Regions from separate parts of the Homo sapiens genome. Here regions 1 and 2 are each linked to region 3. The links are chromatin loops, found by intact Hi-C in ENCODE. Cell type or tissue: CD4-positive, alpha-beta T cell. All regions are shown on one strand. Links, peaks and the distances in the headings refer to the core of each region. The heading gives the core; the rest is flanking DNA.

Evidence for each region. Peaks named below come from ENCODE experiments on the same cell type or tissue, not always from the same donor. Only the 100,000 strongest peaks of a DNase experiment are listed, where the experiment ranks them.
Region 1: a loop joins it to region 3, with 3 times the contacts of the local background. A loop is called at or near these places in 2 of 110 quality-filtered maps.
Region 2: it touches region 3 in a loop (9-fold over the local background); 13 of 110 quality-filtered maps call a loop at or near these places.

What each region holds. Positions count from the first base shown.
Region 1 is chr3:48,229,428-48,235,561 of GRCh38, reverse strand. No RefSeq gene overlaps it. Among named protein-coding and RNA genes, the nearest start is that of ZNF589, 8.6 kb to the left of the region's middle. RefSeq lists an enhancer at 5,876-6,134. In CD4-positive, alpha-beta T cell, for the core only: CTCF peaks have their summits at 2,493 and 2,699 (motif pointing left); a DNase peak (open chromatin) is centred at 2,701.
Region 2 is chr3:48,397,770-48,403,903 of GRCh38, reverse strand. PLXNB1 (plexin B1) reads left to right here. Exons shown (of 38, transcript NM_001130082.3): 38 at 1-50. Among named protein-coding and RNA genes, the nearest start is that of FBXW12, 29 kb to the right of the region's middle. In CD4-positive, alpha-beta T cell, for the core only: CTCF peaks have their summits at 2,618 and 2,823 (motif pointing left); a DNase peak (open chromatin) is centred at 2,833.
Region 3 is chr3:48,504,301-48,510,434 of GRCh38, reverse strand. It overlaps a transcript of SHISA5 not described here. Among named protein-coding and RNA genes, the nearest start is that of SHISA5, 3.2 kb to the right of the region's middle. RefSeq lists an enhancer at 5,176-5,729 and a silencer at 6,067-6,134. In CD4-positive, alpha-beta T cell, for the core only: a CTCF peak has its summit at 2,595 (motif pointing right); a DNase peak (open chromatin) is centred at 2,644; H3K4me3 peaks cover 89 bases; H3K27ac peaks cover 692 bases.

The sequences.
Region 1 (6,134 bases), core at 720-5,719, 280 kb after region 3:
CCTGGCCAACATGGTGAAACCTTGTCTCTACAAAAATACAAAAATTACCCGGACGTGGTGGCAGGTGCCTGTAATCCCAGCTACTTAGGAGGCTGTGGCAGAAGAATCGCTTGAACCCAGGAGAAAGAGGTTGCAGTGAGCCAAGATCAAGCCACTGCACTCTAGCCTGGGCGACAAGAGCAAAATTCCATCTCAAAAAAAAAATCTTTATTGGTCATCAAATATTAATCCTGACCCAGCAAGAGCTCAATGACTGCACATACCCTTACCTCAAAAAGCCAGCAAGAAGTCAGGCAATGCAACTTTTTATCACCACTACGGAGAGTTTTTTGTTTTTTTTTTTTTTTTTTTTTTGAGACAGAGTCTCGCTCTGTCACCCAGGCTGGAGTGCAATGGCGCAATCTTGGCTCACTGCAACCTCTGTCTCCTGGATTCAAGTGATTTTCCTGCCTTCACCTCCCAAGTAGCTGGGACTACAAGTGCCCACCACCGCACCCAGCTAATTTTTGTATTTTTAGTAGAGACAGCATTTCGCCACGTTGGTCAGGCTGGTCTCAAACTCCTGATCTTAGGTGTTCCACCCACCTTGGCCTCCCAAAGGGCTGGGATTACAGGCGTGAACCACAGCATCCGGCCTCTGGGGTACTTTTTACTGTAAAAGTAGCCCATTGTTGATTAGACGTGTTCAGGGAATCTAAATATGTAACATAGTCCATCTAAGAATCCTCGAATAGTCTGGCCCATGTCTATTGTGCAGACAGGGATAGCACCCCTGGTTATGCACCCTGGAGTTCCCTTTGTCACCCAACTGTGTAGCTGGCAGTCAGGCACACTTGCCAGACTTCCTTAGCCTCCCGTGCTGGAATCACTATGCCAAATTTGGCGATGCAGTCCTGAGTTGCAGATGGATTACCATGCCTTGTGTGATAGTATGTCCACATGGCCGTGGTCCTTACCTGGCCAGCATGGGTCTGTTTAACTTGTCGATTCCATCGATGTTCATCTTTGAATGGTCGTTTTTCATGGGCAGCCACAAGAGTCATGAACGGGGCTGTGAGTCCAGTGTAGTCTGCTGCCACAGTGTTCATCCCTAAAAAGACCTCAGTCTTTGAGACTTAATCATCAAGATGCCCCACTGCCAGGCACCAGACCACATTGCCAGTCCATCAGCTACTCCCCACCAGTCAGTGAAAATGTTAACAAGATGAATTGTAGGAGATATTTTCCAGAGCAAACACCACAACCCAGAGCTCTGCTCTCTCTCTTACTCTCTCTCCCCTTTTCCATTGCAGTTTAAAACAGATTTCCGGCTGGGTGCGGTGTCTCACGCTTGTAATCCCAGTAATTTCGGAGGCCGAAGTGGGTGGAACACCTGAGGTCGGGATTTTGAGACCAGCCTGACCAACATGGTGAAATCCCGTCTCTACTAAAAATACAAAATTAGCCGAGCGTGGTGGTGGGTGCCTGTAATCCCAGCTACTCAGGAGGCTGAGGCAGGAGAATTGCTTGAACCTGGGAGGCGGAGGTTGCAGTGAGCCGAGATTGTGCCATTGCACTCCAGCCTAGGCAAGAAGAGCAAAACTCCATCCCCCCCAAAAAAAAACAAACCGATTTCCTGGAGGCTGAACAGCTGCAGTGGCCCAATGCACCCCATCAGCCTTTAACAGAGCTGATGTGTCCCTGAATCAGGCCCAGGCATTTTCAGAAACAGTGGTGTACCAAAGCCCCCAGGAAGCTCTGGCACAGAACCCCACATTTGAGACAGCCATATCTAGAAGGTGACTAGCCACTTTTTCCTGCACGTGTTAAACTGTTAAGGGAGGAGACAACCCCTTATACTGTCTTATGCCCAATTTCTGTCTCCAAAGAAAAAAGAAGTGAAAACTAAAAGGCAGAAATGAAATCCACAGGCAGACAGCCTGACACCATGCCCTGGGCCTGGTAGTTAAAAATCAACCCCTGACCTGCTTGTGTTATCTATAGATTCCAGACATTGTATGGAAAAGCATCGTGAAAATCCCTGTCCTGTTCTGTTCGGTTCTGATTACCAGTACATGCAGCCCCCTGTCATGTACCTGCTGCTTGCTCAATCGATCGATCACGACCCTCTCACATGGACCCCCTTAGAGTTGTAAGCCCTTAAAAGGGACAGGAATTGCTCACTTGGGGAGCTCGGTTTTTGGAGACATAAGTCTGCCGACGCTCCCGGCCAAATAAAGCCCTTTCCTTCCTCAACTCTGTGTGTGAGGGGTTTTGTCTGCGGCTCTTCCTGTTACACTCTTAGTTTATTTCTTTTCTGGGAAAAATCCGTTTTGTTGGTGTTTTCATTTTTGACCCTCTCATGGATGTCAGGGCATAATAACACCTGCTGTTGCTTTGTTAGTCTCTCAATGTCCACTAACAGCCAATAACAAGCCAATAATTTCCTCTCAAAAAGGATATACCTGGTAGTGGCATCAGACAAATGCTTTATCCACGTCCACAGGGGGATCATTGCTTAGCGGCTACATCTTTTTGCCACAGGCTCCAGTCTGCATACTTACCAGTCACCCACACTCTTAATGTTAAGGCTCTTTGGGACTAATTGGCTGAGTGGGAGGGCAGTCCACACAGGGTGTCGGGTTTCCTTTAGCACTTCTGCCTCTCCTGGCTCTTTAGTGGGTAGAGTGCCCCCGCACCGTCCCAGCCTTGTATTATATGCTGCTTTACTGCCATCGTGTGGCCTGGTGGGCTCCCAATTGTGCACTTGTCCCACTGCCACTGTCCTAACAGTGGCCTTTCCCCATTGGGAGCATCCCTTGAGGTCAGGACAAATATCACTCATACTGAAAGCATCTATTTCCACGATACATTCGGCAGGATCAGCTACTTGGGTCTGTGAAATGTCCATTGAATAAAACGTAACAGATTAGTTTCAAGGGCCACAGTGGGGCCAGAGTCAACTGAATGGACGGAAACGCTTTAAAACCTGAATAAAGGAAAAACCTGGGAAGAAAAGTACAGCCATTAGCCTGGAGTGGGTGGAGGTCAAAGATCGCTGCAGATGCAGGTGGGGACAGACTCCTGTGTAGTATGACCAGTTTTTTACTAGAAGATAAATGGGCCAGCTTTTGACAGGAGTTACAAGTTTGGCATGCAGCAGTAGTGTTAATACTGGGAACACAGAGTTCTTACTTTGTAAGAGGCAGCAATTGTTCTTTGACTGCCGGAGAGATTAGCCTTGTGAATCCACCCATGTTGTTTCAAGAAATTTTAATTGGCAAGCAGTCCTCTGAGTTTTGTTGGGGTTTACCAGTCACCCATGCTGACTGCTGTTAACACAGAAAGTAGACATTTCTGGCTTGCCAATGAACAGAACATCATTTATAGCATTGGACATCAAAGCAATTTTCTCTAACATTTTATGAGCATTTAAGGTTCAAAGATGTAATACACTGTTAATACCAATTATACATTTTTACACACAATGAATCCACCCAAACCACATAGTTAATTTGACTTTTTTTCTCTGCACTGCAAGTTTTGTCCAAACTCTATCAAGTCCTTTTTTTGCAAAAACACAGTTTTACACAGGCACTCCAGCTGCCAGGAGACCACCTTATCTCCTCAGCTGGGAGTTCAGGGAATGCAGGGCAATGCAGAGGAGGCAGGCCCCCAAGGAGGTTTTTATTCTTTAAAGCAGCTGAGATCTGGAGTGAAAACAATAGAGAGATCAGGGAATATGCATGCACCAGTAGGCATAGTTTTGCACTTACTGTTGGTTTTAAGTGTCTGTGATGGTTATGTGGTTTTATTTTTATTTATTTTATTTACTTTATTTTTTTTTGAGACGGTGTCTTGTTCTGCCACCCAGCCTGGAACATAATGGCATGATCTCGGCTCACTGCAACCTCCACCTCCAGGGTTCAAACGATTCTCCTGCCTCAACCTTTCGAGTAGCTGGTACTACAGGCGCGTGACACCACGCTCGGCTAACTTTTGTATTTTTAGCAGAGACAGGGTTCCACCACGTGGGCCAGGCTGGTCTCGAACTCCTGACCTCAAATGATTCGCCTGCCTCGGCCTCCCAAAGTGCTGGGATTACAGGCATAAGCCATCGTGCCAGGCCATTTTTTTCTAATTAATTAATTTTTTTTTTTTTGAGACAGACTCTTGCTCTGTCTCCCAGGCTGGAGGGCAGTGGCACAATCTCGGCTCACTGCAAACTCTGCCTCCCAGGTTCAAGCAATTCTCCTGCCTCTGCCTCCCGAATAACTGGGATTACAGGTTATTTTTAGTAGTGGGGTTTCGCCATGTTGGCAAGGCTGGTTTAGAACTCCTGACCTCAGGTGATCCACCCACCTCTGCCTCCTAAAGTGCTGGGATTATAGGTGTGAGCCACCATGCCCAGCCGGTTAAGTGGCTTTAGAGTATACAACTAAACCCTTTAGGGCCAAGGCAGAAAGCCACATATCTCACCAGAACCCTCCCAGGAGATATAGGGAGGCAAGTTGGAAGTGGCCTAGGGGAGCAGCTACTCACAAGCTTCTAGGCTCTCATGTCCCAGGAAGGACCACAGGGAATTCTGCCAAGATTCAGATTAACTGTGGTTCAAGCTGGACGTGGTGGCTTACACCTATAATCCCAGCACTTTGAGAGGCTGAGGTGGATGGATCACCTGAGGTCAGGGTTCAAGACCAGCCTGGCTTACATAGTGAAACTCCGTCTCTACTAAAAATACAAAAAATCAGCTGGGCGTGGTGGCAGGCGCCTGTAATCCCAGCTACTTGGGAGGCTGAGGCAGGAGAATCACTTGAACCTGGGAGGCAGAGGTTGCAGTGAGCTGAGACCATGCCACAGCACTCCAACCTGGGCCACAGAGCAAGATTCCATCTCAAAAAGAAAAAAAAAATGTGGTTCAAAACTTGCCTGCATGGCCTATGTGGATATGTGCAAGGTCACCAGGATGTTGTGTTGAAGCTGTTCCCCAAAGATATCAGATACCACATAGTCTCCAAAACTCCACTTAAGAGCTATTTAGAGAGAGAAAAAAATATATCTTACCTCACAGACCCACTGAAAGTCTCACGTTGCCCCCAGGGGTTCCCAGACAATACCTGGAGAACAGCTGCTCTATGCTGTAGACCAAGGGGCAGAATGGCTGGTTCACAGGTGTACATATATTCATATTTATTAGGTACTTCCAAATGGCTCCCCAGGATGGCTCCACCCTCCACAACTTTATCAATGCTCAGGATTGTCAAGGCTTTTTAATGTGTCTTAATTTTTAAAAAAATTTTTTAGAGATGGGGGTCTCGCTATGTTACCCAGGCTGTTCTAAAACTCCCGAGCTCAAGTGATCTTCCTGCCTCAGCCTCCCAAGTAGCTGGGACTACAAACACATATTACCATGCTTGGCATGTGTCTTGATTTTATAATCAGAAAATAGAACAGTATTTAAAAAATATGTCAGGCTGGGCGCGGTGGCTCATGCCTGTAATCCCAGCACTTTGGGAGGCAGAGGCGGGTAGATCACGAGGTCAGGAGATTTCCATCCTGGTTAACACAGTGAAACCTCATCTCTACTAAAAATACAAAAAATCATCTGGGTGTGGTGGCAGGCACCTGTAGTCCCAGCTACTCAGGAGGCTGAGGCAGGAGAAGGGCGTGAACCCAGGAGGCGGAGCTTGCAGTGAGCCGAGATGGCGCCACTGCACTCCAGCCTGGGCGAGAGTGCGAGACTCCATCTCAAAAAAAAAAAAAAATATGTCGGGGTTGGGAAATAATTATTTCAATAAAAGGTGCTGGGTCAATTAGATATCCGTATGAAAAAAGAAAAAAAGAAACTTGATCTCTACCTCACATCATCAACAGAGGTGATCTCACCAACATAATATGAAGAGAGAGAAGCCAGGAAAAAGAATATGTATCATATCATTCCACTTATTTAAAGTTCAAAATCAAGTCTGGGCGTTGTGGCTCACGCTTGTAATCACAGCACTTTGGGAGGCCAAGGCGGGCGGTTCACCCAAAGTCATGAGTTCAAGACCAGCCTGACCAACATGGAGAAACCCCGTCTCCACTAAAAATACAAAATTAGGTCGGGAACGGCGGCTCACACCTGTAATCCCAGCACTTTGAGAGGTCAAGGTGGG
Region 2 (6,134 bases), core at 782-5,781, 110 kb after region 3:
GAGTGGTGACTCCATTGACCCAGCTTTTCATTAAAGGATAACACACTGCACTGAGTCTGATGTGTGAGCCCGGCCTAGCCCCTGGCTACTAGGAGGACGGCAGCTATGCCCAGCAGGTACCAGGGGGAGGTGGTATCTATACTCTTGGGGAGTCTCATGGTTCCCCATCATATCCCAGACTGCAGGGCTGGCTGAGGCTCTCCTTGACGCCTGGGCAGGGTCTGGTGGGGTCAAAGCTTCCGTGAAGGAAGAACCCCATCTGGGGCAGGGCGGGTGACCGAGATAGAGGGGTCTACAGTCTCTTCAAGGGGGCCTGCTTTATCTGCAGTTTGCGTATTCTCACTTCTCCACTCATGTTCTATTTATCTTGAAAGGGACTAGGAAAGGATGACATAATTACAGGCAACTCTAGGCAGAGGGGGTCTCGAGGGCCATTTTCCATGGTCCTGTTCCTGGACTTAGGGTTTCTGTGTTGCCTTCCAAATCAGGGCATCCTAGGGCCGGCTCCTAAACTGTCTGCCTCCATGAAGGCCGCCTTATATGGTTCTTCCTGATTTGTACCTGGAGGTGAGCTTGGAGACTGTCTTATCTGGTCTCATGTTGCTAGTTGGGTCTGTAGGGCAGGGGGTTGATACTCCTCTTGACTTGAGACCACCCTCGGCCTTAGCAGAAGGCCAGCCCCCCATGGAACAGAAGAGATAGGGTGGCAGCTCTGCCTGGCAGATGAGAGGAAGGCCCTTCAGCCTTGAGGCCTTCAGAGGGATCATCCCTTTGGCCCTCTGCTTATCCTCCATAACCCAGTGACCCTTAGCATTTCCTCTCGTCTGGCACAGAGACCACAACCTCCCCTCGAGGTCTTCATTGAGTGTTTAGAGAGAGACAGACTGATAGAATTCCAGGAGGACTCCTATCCCCTGCCTTTTTTTGGCCCTAAATAAAGCCATCCACTGTAGGGTTGCCCCTACAATCCACAAAGTCCTTGTCCCTAAGGAGCCATGTTGGTCTTGTCTGTGCCGGGGGTAGTCATAGCTGCTATTCTTCGCTGTGGCTCCATTGTCCCTTCTTTCCCATTTCTGCCGGATGTGGGGACCACAGTCAGGTCAGCAGCCAGGTGCCATCATTTGGGAGCATGTGAGCTTGGATGCTCTGGCCAGGTTTTCATAGCCACCCAGAATGGTCCTGACTTTTCCCGTTGGAGACCATGGAATGGGTCTCCATCTTGACCATCTCTGGGAGCAGGGTGGATGGGAAATCCACTTGAGGGTGGACTTCAAGCAGACACAGAGGGAAGCAGCCTTGGTCAGCACCACAGACCTCGACAGAGCCATGCCTCTGTTCCAGAGGCCTCTCTGTTCCAGGTTCAGGCCCCTGCAGGTTTTAGGGGTAGGTGAAGGCTCCCGGGAGAGGGGGGCCATGTGCCTGCAAGCCTGGGCACGTGCCCGCGGGAGGGGTGAGTACTGAACGTGCTTTGAGTCACTCACTGAGTCATGGCTCAGCCGCCACAGAACATTGTTATAATAACAGACATAGAGAAGAAAAACCTGGCACAAGAAGATAGGAAATTCTGTCTTCACTCCAAACCATGACCAAGAATGGAGATTCCAACACCAGCAAGAATTTGTGATCGCTTAACTTGGGTCATGACCACAATTTCAGCATAGAACATTTGTAATTCAGTTTGATCAATCTTTTCCTAATTTTTATTAAGACTGCAACGAAAGTGTGCCCTCATTATTACATTTTTCACAAACCTGTTAGCATACAAAGGGCCTTTGTTTCTCATTACCACCCGGGGCTCCTTAAGGCGTTTTATGGAGTGATGTGCTTTATTAAAAAGCGTTTTCACCAACTTAAAAGTTGGAATAATTGTCCAAATGGTTACATGACCCAGGAGTTCTATATTTTTATTAATTTTCTGATACTGAAATAATCGTGCTAATTAAGATAACAGCTGAATTTATGCTGATGAATGTTGGAATTCTTAGAAGCCACCTGAAACCTTCCAAATGGTCAGGACCTGGATCCCACTGGCCAGTGCCAACAGGTGACTCTGGGTGGTGCTGGGGGATACAGGGAACCTAGCTGTGTTCTGCTTGGCACCAATGGCTGCTGATGCATGTGTTTCCTCCACCAGGTTCCCTAAGGATGCCACATTGAAGAACAAATACACCCCAAACTACCTAGGTCAGCTGACTGGCGATGTTTTATGGATCTCTCTTTAAAAGTGTTCTGTCGGCCAGGCGCAGTGGCTCACCCCTGTAATCCCAACACTTTGGGAGGCCGAGGCAGGCGGATCATCTGAGGTCAGGAGTTTGAGACCAGCCTGCCCAACATGGCAAAACCCCGTCTCTTCTAAAAATACAAAAAATTAGCCAGGTGTGGTGGCGGGCGCCTCTCATCCCAGCTACTCAGGAGGCTGAGACAGGAGAATCGCTTGAACCCGGGAGGCGGAGGTTGCACTGAGTCGAGATCGCGCCACTGCACTCCAGCCTGGGTGACGAGCAAAACTCCATCTCAAAAAAAAAAAAAAAAAAGTGTTCTCTGTCTTAATTAAGGATGATGGTTTATCCAATTCCAAATGTTTACCAAAAATCTAAGATAAGGATATCACCATGATGTTTGAAAGAGAATTTATGCCCTGGTTGTGATGTTGGGGTTTTATTGATAAGAGTTTCAGTTATCTGGATGATATGTGCACGTGTAAGGAAACAGAATGGTTTGCCAGTTGTCCAGGTGGCCATGAAGAGAACCTCTGGAGGTCTAGGAATGTGAAGCTCAGATTTTGGAAACCTGGTCCGGTGTCCTGGGCCACAGGTAAGTGGCTGAAGCTGGTGGTTTGCTGCCATCTTCTGGCCATAGTGTGGAATTTATCAGAAGCAGCTACCAATGAGGGTGTCTGGAGCTCTATAAATTGCAAGCCTGGGCAAGATAGCCAGACCCCATCTTTACGAAAACTGTTTAAAAATTAGCTGGGCATGGTAGCACACATCTGTAGTCTCAGCTATTTAAGAGGTTGAGGTGGGAGGATTGCTGGACTCCAGGAGTTTGAGGCTGCAGTGAAAGATTATGCCACTCCACTCCAGACTGGGTGACAGTGAGACCCTGTCTCTTCAAAAAAAGAGAGAGAGAAATCACAACAGTGGAATTCAGTAGTGCTGGAGCTTAGTGAGTAATCTTACCCTGTCTTTAACGTGAATTCTGGTTTTAGGGTGAGCTATGTCTTAGGACATAGTTGAGATAACAGTGAGTGACTAGTCAAGAAAACAGCCGGGCACAGTGGCTCACACCTGTAATCCCAGCACTTTGGGAGGCCAAGGTGGGTGGATCACTTGAGGTCAGGAGTTCGAGACCACCCTGATCAACATGGTGAAACCCCATCTCTACTGAAAATACAGAAATTAGCCGGGTGTGATTGTGTGCACCTGTGATCCCAGCTACTGGGGAGGCTGAGGAAGGAAAATCACTTGAACCTGGGAGGCAGAGGTTTCAGTGAGCTGAGATTATGCCACCACACTCCAGCCTGAGCTGAGATTATGCCACCACACTCCAGCCTGAGCTGAGATTATGCCACCACACTCCAGCCTGAGCAGCAGAATGAGACTCTGTCTCAAAAAGAAAACAACAACAACAACAACAAAAAACCAGAAACCACTCTAGGTGTTTCCAATGGAAGGAATTTAAATATAAGGGATTGATTATGAAAGTGTGTGAAGGACAAAAAGGGGAGTAGTTATCCAGCGGTGAGTGACTATAGAAGCCTCTGTCACCTATAAGCTGGCAAAGGGGGCAGCAGTGTTACCCACAGCCTCTGACTGCTGAGTCAGTGGCGCCCGTGGGAAGCCAGGAGCTGCATGCTGGCTGACGCTGCAGGTGCCTGGGAACCTGCTAACCTGGCCCCTCCACCCATGCTGGTGAGTTGGTGCTGCTGGGGCACCTGCTGCCCTAGTGAATGGGTGCCACCAGGAAGAGAGGATTCAAGCCTGTCTTGCTCAAGACCTCCTCCACCACCAGACTTGCCTCAAGATCTCAGGCCCAAGAAGCCCCAGGGAGTGGAGTGACAGGAGCCTTGCTCTGGGAGGCAGGAGACCTGGATTCTAGTTCCTCCTCCTCTCACTGACTGGGCCTCTGGAGAGAAGGGCAGGGACATTCTGGCATGTGGCAGGAGCCACTCTGTGTCATGGGGTTGGATCCCAAGCTGGCACCTGGCAGGATTTAATGAAGAAACATTTATCAAGTGCTGGATCAGTCCAGCTCCTGGCAGGAAACTGACAGCATGTACCAGGAAAGATGCAGCTGGAAGAGAGTTTAATGAGGGGACTACTTACAGAGCTGCAGGCTCTGGGAAGCCAATAAGGGATGGTGAAGCACAGCTGTTACCAGTCCTGGGCTCTAGGGGTAGGGACAGAGTAGTCATCAGGACCAGTGGGGCTGTGGCTAAAGGTGGAAGCTTCAGAGGGAGGATGCTGGGGGAATAATTACCCTGGCCTCTTGTTCCTCCCCACTGCCCAGACTCCTGCCAGCCCGTCCCGTTGGCCAAGCCACCTGAAAGCCAGAGGGCAGGGGAGCCTGAATGGCAGGGCAGCCTCTGGACTGCTGAGTGGTGAAGAAGTGGGCAGAAAACTGCCTCTGGCCTGAGGACCTGCTGTCCTGGGAGGCACCTAGCAGGTGCTTTGTCATTCAAGGCCACAAGGTCACGGCCATAGCAGTACTTGGTTTCCAGCCCCCTGGCTTGCAGAATTTTCCACCGCACTCCATGCCCTAGTGCTCCTTGGGCGGTGCTGCACTGTCCACCTGAAGGACCTTGGAAACACCAAATTTTGGGGGCTGACTGGGCCTCTTCACCTTATCTCCAGGTTGGGTGGGATGCTGGGTGTGCAAATAGGGACCCAAGGAAGACTCCACACTACAGGCTGTGTCTACAGCTTCATCTCAGGGCAGAAGTCAGCAGGGCCAGGCACAGACCCATCCGGAGCTGGGGGAGGGGCAGGACGCCTGGTTCTCTACACCCAAAGAAATGTGTGTGGGGCACTCCCAAGCCCCCACGCAGAGACAAACCCTCGCGCCTGCGCCCAGCCCAGGTTGCTGACTGGAGTGGAGGCAGCAGAACTCTGTGTGTGTGTGTGTCTGTGTGTTTGATGTATATGTTTGAAGTGTGTGTGTAGCATTGGGGACAGGCAGAGGCTCTGCTCAATGGGGAATGATGTTCTGGTGGAACACCCCATGGACTTGGAGCTTGAGAAGTGGGCTTTGGCCAGGCCCTGGCACTGACCACCTAGGAACAGTCATCTTTTCCAAGCTTCTGGTTCCTCTTCTGTAAGGTGTGAGTCCCTAACCACCTTTCCAAAGACAGCATCCTGTGCAAGCTGTCACGGGAGGGGGAAGGGCCCTGGTGACCCTCAGGGCCTCTAGAGCCTGTGGGCAAGAGCTGGCCCTCCATGCCAAGGTGCCAGGCCTAACCCTGGTGAAGAGTGACCCAACTGGGCGACTGCCTGAGGCCTCAGAGGAGGACAAGGAGAAGGTGCACAGCAGCAGGGTGCACACCTTGCCCTGGCCTCTCCTAGGGTAGAGGACGGTGTGAGCCCCCAGAGGCTGTCATCCAGCCTGAGAGGTTTCTTGGCTCTTCCTCCCATGCCCAGGGTTCTCCCAGACTGCAGAGCAAGATCCAGGCTCCACACAATGCCAGAGGCCCTGCCTCTATCTTCTCTCTGGCCAGCGGCCCTATCGCTAACCCCACACATGAAGGATACTGCTTTGGCATCATCGTTTGTGAGGGCCAGGCTGGGGAAGGGTGGAGAGAGTGTCCTTCCCTGGGGAGGCTGAACCCAGGGAGATGGAGTGACATGCCCCAAAAACACAGCAAGTGGGACTAGAACCCATGTCTCCAGATGGAACCCCAGGCTCCCACTGCTCCATGCTGTGCAGGTTACACCTCCCACCCTGCCGCTCTCTCCGGGGGCCTCAGTCCACCTCCTGAGCCCATGTCCTCAGTCCATGATTGGACCGGGTCCCTGGGTCCCTTGGAGGACCAGCCAAGCCCAGGTCCTTCTTTGCTTCTTACTCCCCACCCCAGTCTCCTTGTTCTTCAGTCTTTTGCTTTCCCACTGGCTCCCTTCTCACACCTCCCATGGCTGTGC
Region 3 (6,134 bases), core at 579-5,578:
TGAGGTGGGCGGATCGCAAGGTCAGGAGTTTGAGACCAGCCTGACCAACATGGTGAAACCCTGTCTCTACTAAAAATACAAAAATTAGCTGGGCGTGGTGGTTCGTGCCTGTAATCCCAGCTACTCAGAAGGCTGAGGCAGAAGAATAGCTTGAACCCAGGAGGCGGAGGTTGCAGTTAGCCGAGATCGTGCCACTGCACTCCAGCCTGGCGACAGAGTGAGACTCCGTCTCAAAAAACAAAAAACAAAAAACAAAAAACAAAAAAAAAGAAAAAGACTGAGTGAGGCTGTGATTCAACCAGTATTTTAATCTGGAACACACAGAATCAGCCCTTGGGTTAGATATTGAGCCATCTCAGCCCCATGGCTGCAAGAGGCTCATTTTAGCAGAGTTGAAAAAGTTTTCAGTTTGTGCCTTGTTGCAAGCAGCTAACAACTTGACCTCATCATGCCATTCTCTTTCTTTAAGCTGTTTGGTGCCATTAGAAGCAACCACCACTCATTGTAATTTTCTCTTTTAACAAGCCAAATGAAGCTATGCACAGGGCAAGGTATGAGGGGAGGGGGCACAGAGCTTCCATGTCGTCTCCGAGCACACCAATCTTCCCTGCACCTCAATGTGTTCTCCAACCCAGAAGCTCCCAAACCCCACTATTTAATGATTTTTATGGAGGTTTCATTACAAAGGCATGGTTGATTAAATCATTGGCTATTGGTGATTGAACTCAATCTCTAGCCTCCCTCCGTTCCCCAGAGTTTGGGAGATGTGACTCAAAGTTCCAAAACTCTTATCCTTATTTGGTCTTTCTCTTTCTTTTCTTTTCTTTTCTTTTCTTTTTTTTTTTTTTTTTGGAGACAGAGTTTCACTCTTGTTGCCCAGGCTGGAGTGCAATGGTGCGATCTTGCCTCACCGCAACCTCCGCCTCCCGGGTTCAGGTGATTCTCCTGCCTCAGCCTCCGGAGTAGCTGGGATTACAGGCATGCACCTCCACGCCTGGCTAATTTTTTGCATTTTTAGTAGAGATAGGATTTCTCCATGGCTTGTCTTGAACTGCCAACCTCAGGTGACCCGCCTGCCTCTGCCTCCCAAAGTGCTGGGATTACAGGCGTGAGCCACTGGGCCTGGCAACTTATTTGGTCTTTCAGGCCAATATCGTGAAGCTATCTAGTGGCCCTCTGCTAGGAGTCATCTCATTTGCATCAGAAGGATGGTAAATTCTAAGGGGTTAAGGAGTTCTGTGTGAGGAATGGAGAACTAAAACTAAATATTTAGTTTTTTATCATGCAACACCACCAGCAGTGACTTTACCAGCTCGGTCTCCTCTGCCTGCCACAAGTTGCCAGAGCCCTTTCCTTCCTCAGGCCTGGACTTCCACTGCTTTTAGCTCCAACCAGGCAGATGACAAGTCGGACACCCCCATTTCCCTGGGCATCTGCTACCATTCCTGATGGGGACTAATTTTTTAAAAAAAATTATTTATTTTTTATTTCTCTCTTTCTCTCTGTCTCCCCTTTTTTTATTTTTTTATTTTTTGACAGAGTCTTACTCTGTTACCCAGGCTGGAGTGCAGTGGCACGATCTTGGCTCACTGCAACCTCCACCTCCCAGATTCAGGTGATTCTCATGCCTCAGCCTCCCCAGTAGCTGGGATTACAGGCATGCACCACCACACCCAGCTAATTTTTGTATTTTTAGTAGAGACGGGGTTTCGCCATGTTGGCTAGACTGGTCTGGAACTCCTGACCTCAAGTGATCTGTCCGTTTCAGCCCCCCAAAGTGCTGGGATTACAGGCGTGAGTCACAACGCCCAGCCTAGTTTTCTCTTTTTTTTTTTTTTTTTTTGAAGCAGTCTCGCTCTGTTACCCAGGCTGGAGTGCAGTGGTGCGATCTCGGCTCACTGCAACCTCCGCCTCCTTGGTTCAAGTGATTCTCCCACCTCAGCCTCCTGAGCAGCTGGGATTATAGGTGCACGCCACCACGCCTGGCTAATTTTTTTTGTATGTTTAGTAGAGATGGAGTTTCGCCATGTTGGCCAGGCTAGTCTTGAACTCCTGACCTCAGGTTATCCACCCGCCTCGGCCTCCCAAAGTGCTGGGATTACAGGCTTGAGCCACCTTGTCCAGATGTTTTCTTTTTTTTTTTAGGTTTTTTTTTTTTGAGACAGAGTCTTGCTCTGTTGCCCAGTCTGGAGTGCAGTAGTGCAATCTTAGCTCACTGTAACCTCTGCCTCCTGGGCTCAAGCAATCCTCCCTTGTAGCTGGGAATACAGGCACGCATCACCATGCCCAGCTAATTTTTGTATTTTTTGTAGAGACGGGGTTTTGTCATGTTGCCCAGGCTAGTCTCAAACTCCGCGCTCAAGAGGTATCTGCCTACCTCTGCCTCCCAAAGTGCTGGTATTACAGGCATGAGTCACCACGGTGCCCGGCCCTGGTGAGAACTTCTCTGTCAGTTGGAGGAAACTGACTCTGCCCAACTTAATCAGAAACCCAATTTATGAAAAGCAACTGTGGAGCCCTCAGAGCCAACAAGGCGGCTGGAAAGAAAGGTTCCAAGTCGAAGCAGTATCGTCTCCAGCCCAAACCACAGTGCTACTTTGGCCTGGTGAGCATGCCACTGCTCCTGCCACGAGGGGGAAGCAGGGGCCTTTGTGACTCACACAGCCCTCCCCACAGGTGCAGACTCATGTTTCTGCCAGGACTGCTGCAGCCCTCCATCAAAGCTGGTGGCCAGTACCCCTGACTGACTCCAGGGAGGCTACATCTGATTGGTTGGGGCTGGGCAAAAGCTCTTGCCCTGGGGCAAAGGAATCTGAAAAAGATAATATCTAGCGTGTTCCTCCTCTGATGTGGAGGAAAGGGGACCAGGTGCTGAATGAAGAAGAATGGCAAGGATCCTTGAGCAAGCGTTCCACTGTAGAACTCACCGATCTGGTCCTGCAGTCAGTCCTGGGGCTGGGCTGATGGCCTCATTCTCACCTGGTTACTCTCACCCTGGGCTTTACAAGCATCAGTGGGTGTTGCTTTGCTCCACCAGCCTGATGCAGAGTTCTCACCTACAAACTGTAACCAAGGTCCCAGCAGAACACAGTCATTCTTAACAAACTGGGTATTTGAGGAGAGTTTGATAAAAGTGCTGTTGCACTTTGGGAGGCTGAGGCGGGCAGATTGCTTGAGCCCAGGAGTTCGAGACCAGCCTGGGAAACATGGCAAAAACCCTACTTCTACAAAAAATACAAAAATTAGCTGGGCGTGGTGGTGTGCATCTGTGGTCCCAGTTACTCCAAAGGTTGAGGTGGGAGGATCACCCCAGTTTCCTGGGGAAATTGGGGCCGCAGTGAGCCGTGACTGCACTCCAGCCTGGGTGACAGTGAGACCTTGTCTCAAAAAAAAAAAAAAAAATTGCTGTTTACAGAGCTGTAGGAAGGTTTGGGGAGCCACCTAGCTTTGGTACAGCATCTGGGCCAAGTCCTAGCCTTGGTACAGCATCTGGGCCAAGTTTGGTTTCTGCCTTGGAGGGGTCACTTTCCCCAGGCAACTTGTATTTCCAGGCTTTGCAAGCCTGAGCTGCAGAGACAAAACTCCTCAGACACCGAGTTAAAGAAGGAAGGGGTTTATTTGGCCGGGGGCATCGGCAAGACTCCTGTCTCAAGAGCAGAGTCCCCCGAGTGAGCAATTCCTGTCCCTTTTAAGAGGGTGCTCGTGAGAGGGTCGTGATCGATTGAGCAAGCAGGGGGTACGTGACTGGGGGCTGCATGCACCAGTAATTAGGTCAGAACAAAACAGGATAGGGATTTTCACAGTGCTTTTCTATACAATGTCTGTAATCTATAGATAACATAACTGATTAGGTCAGGGGTCGATCTTTAACTACCAGACCCAGGGTGTGGCGCCGGGCTGTCTGCTTGTGGATTTCATTTCTGCCTTTTAGTTTTTACTTTTTCTTTCTTTGGAGGCAGAAATGGGGCATAAGACAATATGAGGGGTGGTCTCCTCCCTTAGACCCACAGAAAATGCCTGCACACATGGGCACATGCCTGTGAGATGCATGGTTGCGATTTCCAAGCCACTGGGGTGATCCTAGCCTCCACTCACTCCTGCCCATGCACAGCCCTGGGTGGAGCCCAAAACACCCACCAAGCTCAACCATGAGCTGTGGGCAGATAAGAGGGTATGGGAGAGCCAAAGACCAAAAAAGTAGGGAGGAAGAGGCCAGGTGAGAGGCCCCTAAAGGATCTGGGGTTGGGGGCAGCAGAGTAGAGAAGCCAAAGGCAAGCATAGGAGGTGGGAAAGGACAATTCTTTTTTTTTTCATTTTTTTTTTTCGAGATGGAGTCTTGCTCTGTCACCCAGGTTGGAGTGCAATGGCGCGATCTTGGCTCACCACAACCTCTGCCTCCCGAGTTCAAGCGATTCTCCTGCCTCAGCCTCCTGAGTGGCTGGTATTACAGGCATGCACCACCACACCTGGCTAATTTTGTATTTTTAGTAGAGACGGGGCTCTACTGAACATGGAGATGTTGGTCCATGTCTATCCAACATGGAGATGTTGGTCAGGCTGGTCTCAAACTCCCAACCTCAGGTGATCTGCCTGCCTCTGCCTCCCAAAGTGCTGGGATTACAGGTGTGAGCCACTGCACCAGGCCTTGTTTTTCTATTTTTGAGACAGGGTCTTGCTCTGTTGCCCAGACTGGAGTGCAGTGGCACAATCATAACTGCAACCTTCATCTCCTGGGCTCAAATGATCCTCCCACCTCAGCCTCCCAAGTAGCTGAGACCACAGGTGCTTGCTACCATACCCAGCTAATTTTAAAATTTTCTGTAGATATGGGGTCTCCTTATGTTGCCCAGGCTTAGAACAACTCTTAGGAGCTTGGCTGGGGGGCAGGGACTGGAAAACCAAGGAACAAGAAACCAAGCTTGTGGATGGTGCAGAGTGGAATGAGCAACCTTTAGGGAGGCAGAGGGCTGGGCACCCAGGGTGTGGAACACAGGATGGCTCTAGAGCTGGACATGAGGAGCATACACTGGCCATTCTGCAGAAGGGGGACCTAGGCTGCACCCAGCTTTGGAGAGTGGCGCTCAGGAGGCAGAGGTGGGATAACCAGGCTGGGCTGTCAGGGAGGATGTGACTCCAGTCCCTCACTAAGACCCTCCCAGAGGGCATCCTGCCTGGGAACTGTCATATCCCTGCCCCCCACATGTGTATTGAGCACGGTGAGTCTTAAGCCCTTCTTGGCCAGGAGGTGATGGGGGCTTATTGGAGACCCAGGCCTTCCTCTCCCTGTTCTAACACCCTAGCCTGGGAAACTACTGGGAACATCCCAGATTGTCCCCTTGGGTTTCTCTTTGTCCACAGCGATGCCCCCACCTTTAGGTGAGAAATATATGGTGGCACACAGGGTGCACAACCCAGCCTGGGTGCCCCACTAGTGTGACATTTCACGTTTTCTGTCTTGAGTGAAATGTTCTGATTGTGCTAGGTGCAGAGTGGGGGTGGGTCAGGAACTCTGGGCATAAAAGGAAGAATGACTCAACATCCCTGATTCTGCCTGGACCCCTGCCCCGAAGTGAGGGGGCGGAGCCCTGTGTGGGAAGTTGGCCTGGCTGTGTGCCCTGGGAGCTGCCAGTTTCTAGCTCAGTCCTGGCCCACTGCGCCAGCGCTGAGCCTGCCAGGGCTGGGGCTGGGGATCACCTTGGGATGATGGTGTCAGTCCCAGGGGGCAGGAGATCGAGTGTCCTCTGAGCTGGCGACTGGGCCTGTAGAAGGGAACCGGCATTTGTGGAGTGTCTACTGAGTGCCAAGGTCTGCGCTGGGCACTGTCCTCGCACCGCCTCACCTAGTCCTCACGTAGCCCTCGGGCAAGTGAGGATCCGCCGGGACTGCGGCTGGGAGGGATGGCTGTGGCTGTCCCCCAGCCCACACAGTAGGCGCTCAGTGTCAGGGTGCATATTCCCGGGGACGCCCTCCAGGCCTGAGAGCTGGGGGCCGCCGCCGCCCCCCATGCATCCGGTGAGCAGAAGGAAACTCCGTGCGTCGCCCGGCGCCTGTCCGAGTCTGGGAACCGGTACCAAGTTTTCGCGCAGACCCCGGGCGCGAAGCTGGCCCCGAGGCTGGGAAGTCGTCCGCTTCCT